Regions from separate parts of the Mus musculus genome. Here region 2 is linked to region 1. The links are chromatin contacts, found by Hi-C or POLR2A ChIA-PET in ENCODE. All regions are on one chromosome and are shown on one strand. Each heading gives the region's core, a stretch centred on a gene start or an enhancer-like site at or near the end of the contact. The rest is flanking DNA. Distances are from core to core; before and after follow the strand shown. Region 1 holds the start of Zfp512 (zinc finger protein 512). Region 2 holds the start of Gpn1 (GPN-loop GTPase 1).

Region 1 (3,042 bases), core at 344-2,843:
AGGAATTGAAAAGGGCCAAATGGAGGAATTCCAGAGGTATTCTTCATATTCATTCAAACTACTAACAGAGGAGTTTCAGGCTGGATTAGGGGCTCGAAGAAGCTCTATCGGTTCTTTCCTGGGCATACAACAGAATGTCTGGGAAAGTCATGTCTGTAGGCAGCGACTACCTAGGAAATACCTCTCCAGTATGCTAATGCTGGGGAATGTCATGGGAACCACTATGGAAAGGAAGCCTTGTTTTCAGTCATTTGTAACAGAAGGCTCCACTATGGACATCTACCAATCTATTCTTAATTTTTGGGGTTCCAGCTGAACTAATGGTATTTTCTCAAAGCCTGCTAGAAAGGGTTTCAAGGACTGTTTCTCAGACTTCAGTGGTTAAAAACTATATTCAGAGACATATTTTATGTCACAGTAATGAGAAAAGAATGCCTTTAACGATGTCAACACTCTGCTCAACATCTTCCATAATCCAGCAATACTCTGGTAGTAGATTGGGAGTCAAGAAAACTAGTTCAAAGTTCAGCGACATATTCCAGGAAGTCACTGAGCATGTGTCTGTCTCTTGTACCGGGGCTGAGTTTACTTCCTTGATGAAATCAGAGTCATTAAAGTCCCTCCCAGAGAAACAGTCTTAGTTCCTCTGTAAGAACTTATCATAGCTCTTTGATAGAAGACATAACAGTCTCTTTAAGGGGAGAGGCCACAGTTCCTCAAGGAGAAGTCCTCAAAATCCCTCAGGGAGTAGCTTTCCAAGTCCTTCAGGGAAGAGCCCTAGAAGTCACTTGAGGTGGAGCCCTTGTAGTCCCTCAGGAAGGAACCTTCACAGTCCCTCAGGGAGAAGCCCTTGTAGACTTCTAGAGAGAAGAGGGCACATTCCTTCTGTGAAGAAGAGTCTACACAGTCTTTCAGGGAGGAGTCAGCAGACTCTCTATTCTCTGAGATGCCTCAGTCCCTCAAAAACGAGCCATCTCAGTCTCTCGTGGACGTCACTGGGCAGTCATTCAGAAAGGAGCCATGGTAATTTCTCTGAAAGATCCTTTTCCGTTCCCTCTGGTTGGAAAGGACATAGTTCTGGATCAAGCCCACTTCTTCTAAGAACAGGCATTGTTCCAGACTCATCCGCTGGAGAGATCCAGATGTAACTTGGCTAAAGTGTTCATGTCTTTCAGGGACCGCACCAAAAAAAAAAAAAAAAAAAAAAATCCAAAAGCTAGACAAGTTTGGAGGCCAGAAGTTAGTGGATAAGGAGAGTTCTGTCCCTCACCTGAGCAAAGAAAGAGATATCTGGGAGGGAAGGAGAAGAGAATGGGTCTTTAATTTAAGATCAATAAAGGGGCGATTTGAATTTCGTTTGCATCTGTAAAACCACTTGTGGGATGGGTGGGAGTAGGTGTGCAAACGCTAGTTCGGGAGGACCCCTTAAATATTCAGACTCCTCCCATTTGCTCCAACCTTCACGCCCCAAAGGCCTGCCTACTCCCTTGTTGCTATGGGGGCGGGGTCTCAATGGAAGCCGAAGAAGAGTTATCACGTGACTCCTTTCCCGCCGCAGCCCCCTCGGAAGCAGCTAGGCGGAAGTAGGTGTTCAGAACAGGGTTAGTCGCCGCTGAGACCACATCCGGGAGAGGCGAGGAGAGCGGAAGTGGCGTTGGTCTGTCCGGAGCCCTTGGGTGAAATTGTTAGGCGTGGAGGGGGAGTGATGTCTTCCAGACTCGGTGCAGTCACCGCCGTGAGTTTCTTGGTGTGACCATTATACTTTAGAAATAGAACTGTCGAGCTGAGAACACGCGGTCCTTTGCTTTTGTTTTGTACTCAGAGTTGTTTTTTTTTTTTTTTTCCGGAGCCAATCCTAGGCCCCACCCTTTTATATCAGATCCACTTACCGCCTTTTTTCTTCCCATTTTTATTTTTATTGCTTAGTCCTCGTATCCTTGGACTGAGTTCCTCGACACATTGTAATTATTTATATTCCTTCAGCATCCCCAGTGCCTCCCGTTTCTTTTAATATATATATGATACATATGTATATATCATATATATATTTTTTTTTTCCTCGTCTTTTCTTTTCAAGCCTCTATCTAGGATAGGGTTTTGAGAATGGACAAAGATGAAAACTCTGGTATTGTCAACCCGTCTTTACATTGTGAATAAATAGAATGGCACAGGTTTCCTAAAAAGTGTCTCCTTCAGTCCATTTGAAGTAGTTGCTCGGGACAGCTTCACATCTAGGCACAAGGGGGATTCATCTCTTTGCGGATGAGCTTCAAAGGTCCCTAGCACTCACTCCTGTGCTTGTGATTTGCTAGACCCCGGGACCCACATCCCTTAAGCAGCAGAGGAGCACCAGGATCGTGGGAGCTAAGAAGTAAGTGAGGTTTTCTGAGGACATTTTTGTAATGGTGTAGACAGTGCTGCTAAAGATGTTCTGTGTCTGCACTGTGGAGCATCATAGCCACCAGACAGGTATGGCTTTGGGGCACTTGAGATGTGGCTAGTACAATTGAAGAACCGAATTACAAATTCTATTTCATTTTAATGGACTAAAACTTCAATAACCATCTGTAGGTAGTAGCTACGGGATTGGACAGTGCAGATAAAATCCTAGTGTGGGGGAAAGAAAACCTGGCTTGCAATAAAGATGCAGTCTAATAAAAATGGAGTGTGTGTTTCAGTTAGTGGTATTCCTGCGTGGCCTCTGCCCCCCATATCAAATATGTGCTCATAATTAATTTGATGGACTGGGGAGGGAAATAAAAACAGCTATAAGCAATCTTTACATTTCTAAGCTACTTGGTTGCAGCCCTGATTTATTGTTTTGTGTAATGAATGTGCTAAGTTTTGCCATGGCTAACACAAAAGAAAGATTTTATTAACTTGGACCTCCGGGGTGAGTTCATTCACTTAGATAACACTTACGGGATGTCTGCTCTGAACAAGCTGTGTAGTAGGTTGGGCACCCAGGCATGACAACAGAGCTGTCTGTTCAACAGATGAATTGGGTAATCACGGCAATACAATACAGTATAATAGGAAAAA
Region 2 (3,042 bases), core at 370-2,869, 42 kb after region 1:
GCTTTTGTAGAAAAGTAGGGAGGAGATCCAAGGTCATCGGAGAATCTCCCCATACAAAGCTTCAACTTGCCAAATTGCTGATGCCACAGCCAGGAGTTGGGTCAGTAATTACAGGTGTTTACAGCCAATCTTTCCAACCTGAATTCCATCTCTGAGACTCACATGGTGGGGAGTGAACTAACTGAACTGTATGGGTACTGCCAGAAAAATAATGTTACCTGAATCCCTGCCAGAAAGTAACACAAGCCAGACAGTGGTGCCCAGAGAGGGCCTGAGTCAGGAAAGGAGAATCACTATCCATTTGGTATGGTACGTTGCTCACTGATCCTGGAGCTCATTAATTTGGCTAAGCTAGCTGGCCACTGAGCTCCAGGGATTCTCCCATCTCTAGCTCCCTAGCACTGGGATTATAGGCACAATCCACAATGCCTGGGCTTTTATGTGAGGGCAGGGGTCTGAATTCTGGCCCTTAAGTTTGTGCAGCAAGCACCTTACTAACTGAGCCCTCTCCACAGCCTGCACATGTCATAATAAAATGAGATATCTATGTATAGATATATACAAACTTTTTGTTCTTTAAGAGTTTTATCCACGGGGGCTGGTGAGATGGCTCAGCGGGTAAAAGCACCCGACTACTCTTCCGAAAGTCCGGAGTTCAAATCCCAGCAACCACATGGTGGCTCACAACCACCCATAATGAGATCTGACTCCCTCTTCTGGAGTGTCGGAAGACAGCTACAGTGTACTTACATATAATAAATAAATAAATCTTAAAAAAAAAAAAAAGAGTTTTATCCACTTTCCAAGAATGTCAACAAAACCCAGGGCCACCCTTGACTCCTAGCCCTTTACCTCACTCTTAAAGGGGACTTTTTAGGAGTTTTCTGGTTCCCTTGAGCCTTTGGTTCACCATCTTTTCTTCTTCCCTTGGACAAATAGCCATACAGATGAGCAAATAAGACATTGGTCACAGTCTCTGTCATACAGGGCTTTCCCTCATGAGGTTCGTCTCCCTTCCTCTACCCATATCTTCCGGTATTAATTATTCAGCCACACTTCAGCCACAAACGCTGTAAGGTTCTTTAGTCCCCTTTGCATTAGGCAATGATTGCCAGAAAATGTATCTTCCTCTGTTAAAGTACAGTATTCATGCTATCTTTCAAGTGTTACGCTAATTTTTACCTAATATTTTCTAGAACATAATGACGTTTAATTTTTTTCTTCTTCTTCTTAGACAATAAAATAAAAGGTAGAGCAACACCTTTGTTATAGGATCCTGACAGATCCTGGCTTGGGAATCCCACCTCATTACTCCCTTGGGGACACGAGCTTAACCCTTTCCGGGTCCTATCTCACTCCTGTCAACCCTTCCTGGTTCCCTACACTACCCCTCACTTGTGCAAAGCCACTATAGCATCAAAGTGACCCCTGCAAGTCAGATGCCAAAAGCCGGTCAGGCACCCACTGCAGTAGGTTCGAGCGGTTTGGATAGTCTGGCCAATCGCAACCCTAAACTCAGAGAGGCCGGATCGTTCGACCAATCGTAGCCCTGTACGCAAGAGGACGGATTTTCCTACCAATCGCAGCCCGGAATTCAGAGAGCCCGCAGGCCGCCGGGCGATCCCTGAGTGGTGGGCGTGGCTGAGGAAAGATGGCGGCGCCCGTGGCTCCATCCGAACCCCAGGCTTCCCGGGCTCCTCAGCCCCCCGTGTGTCTGTTGGTGTTGGGAATGGCGGGATCCGGGAAAACTACCTTTGTACAGGTGACGTGCACCGTGCAGAAGCGGTAGTGGCGCCTCAGGCCCGGGAAGAAGGGAGGAAGTTGTCTGGGGAATCTGCGGGTCCGGGCGCGTGGTTTTCTCGAGCTGTCCTCTGACTCCTTTCCTTCCCGAAGCCTCGAACCCTAGCCTGGGTCACTTGAGGCCGGCTCCTGGGCAACCTTAATGCACACTTGGTACAGCTGAACTTGTCTTGCTGCGAATTGGCAGCTTTCCGAAGGCCCGGGCCTAAAGAGTAGGGGAGTGTAACGTCTACTACTCTGGTTTGCGTGAAGAGTTGTGAAAGAATCACTTCGTTCGACCTACCACGTTCTAAGCTCTGAGAGTACAGCGGCAATGAGATCGACAGGGTTCTTGCTTTCACGGAGTGAGTGTTTTAGTGGAGGAGACAGAGGAAGAAAACCCTTGGAGGGGCAGAGTTAGCGAAGCCGTGACGGAGAATAGGGAGACAGGTACTGGAACTAGATGGCTTTTTAAACTCTTCAGTGTTGAACACGCTGAGGGAAGAAGGAGATTGTTACAGATTTTATAAGCATGGTCAGTAAAGGGATGGGAATTCTCGGGGCCCGTTCCTATCCTTTGGTCATCACCCTCCAACCCTGGCTCCTTGTTTTTGCAGAGGCTCACAGGACACCTGCACAACAAAGGCTGTCCACCGTATGTAATCAACCTGGACCCAGCTGTGCATGAAGTCCCCTTTCCCGCCAATATTGGTGAGTGCCTGCCTGCCTGCTTGCTTGATTTCCTTTTCTTGTCTTTTCTTTCTAAGCTAGCTAACTATGTACTTTTCTTTTCTGTGGATTTGCCTGAGTTCCGGAACAGGCTTCTTGCTTATGCAGATTTATCCCTCTTATGCACTATCCCCGCTCACCTCTCTCTCATGCCCTCGGTGTGTGAAACCGTTGAATTGGTTTGAGAATGAGACATGACATTAGGTCGGGCTGTCACCTGACACGTGAATCCTTTGGTTTCTTTTGTCAGAGTTTATAAGATTTGCTGTAATTCACTTTATAGGCAGGTTCCTTCCATTTCCAAAGTTGTGTGTGTGGGGTGTGTGTGTAAGAATATGCACTGTTCTGAGGAGAGCTTTCTGATTGAGACTATCAAAAAGATTTAAGTATTGGTGTGATCCAAGGGAGCCTGAGGCAGAATATTTAGAGTTCAGAGTCAGTCCGACTTGCATAGCCAGACCTCGTTTGGAAAAGAAAAGGTGGGCGTGGGGGTAGATTTGTTATCAAAGTGTCTGTGATCCACTAACAGGGCTC

Evidence for each region. A loop is a pair of places that touch in the nucleus more often than their neighbours do. ChIA-PET counts read pairs that join two places held with the same protein, here RNA polymerase II (POLR2A).
Region 2: a map of heart shows a loop between it and region 1 (4-fold over the local background). The contact joins the promoter of Gpn1 here to the promoter of Zfp512 in region 1. A Hi-C loop is called at or near these places in 1 of 37 maps with a recorded cell type or tissue (heart). POLR2A ChIA-PET finds 5 or more read pairs at or near these places in 3 of 5 experiments (all embryonic stem cell).

The regions. Positions count from the first base shown.
Region 1 is chr5:31,450,843-31,453,884 of GRCm38, forward strand. Zfp512 (zinc finger protein 512) reads left to right here and starts at 1,594. Exons shown (of 14, transcript NM_172993.3): 1 at 1,594-1,735; 2 at 2,313-2,371. The coding sequence starts at 1,706.
Region 2 is chr5:31,493,122-31,496,163 of GRCm38, forward strand. It overlaps Gpn1 (GPN-loop GTPase 1), which reads left to right and starts at 1,620. Exons shown (of 14, transcript NM_133756.5): 1 at 1,620-1,762; 2 at 2,397-2,490. The coding sequence starts at 1,652.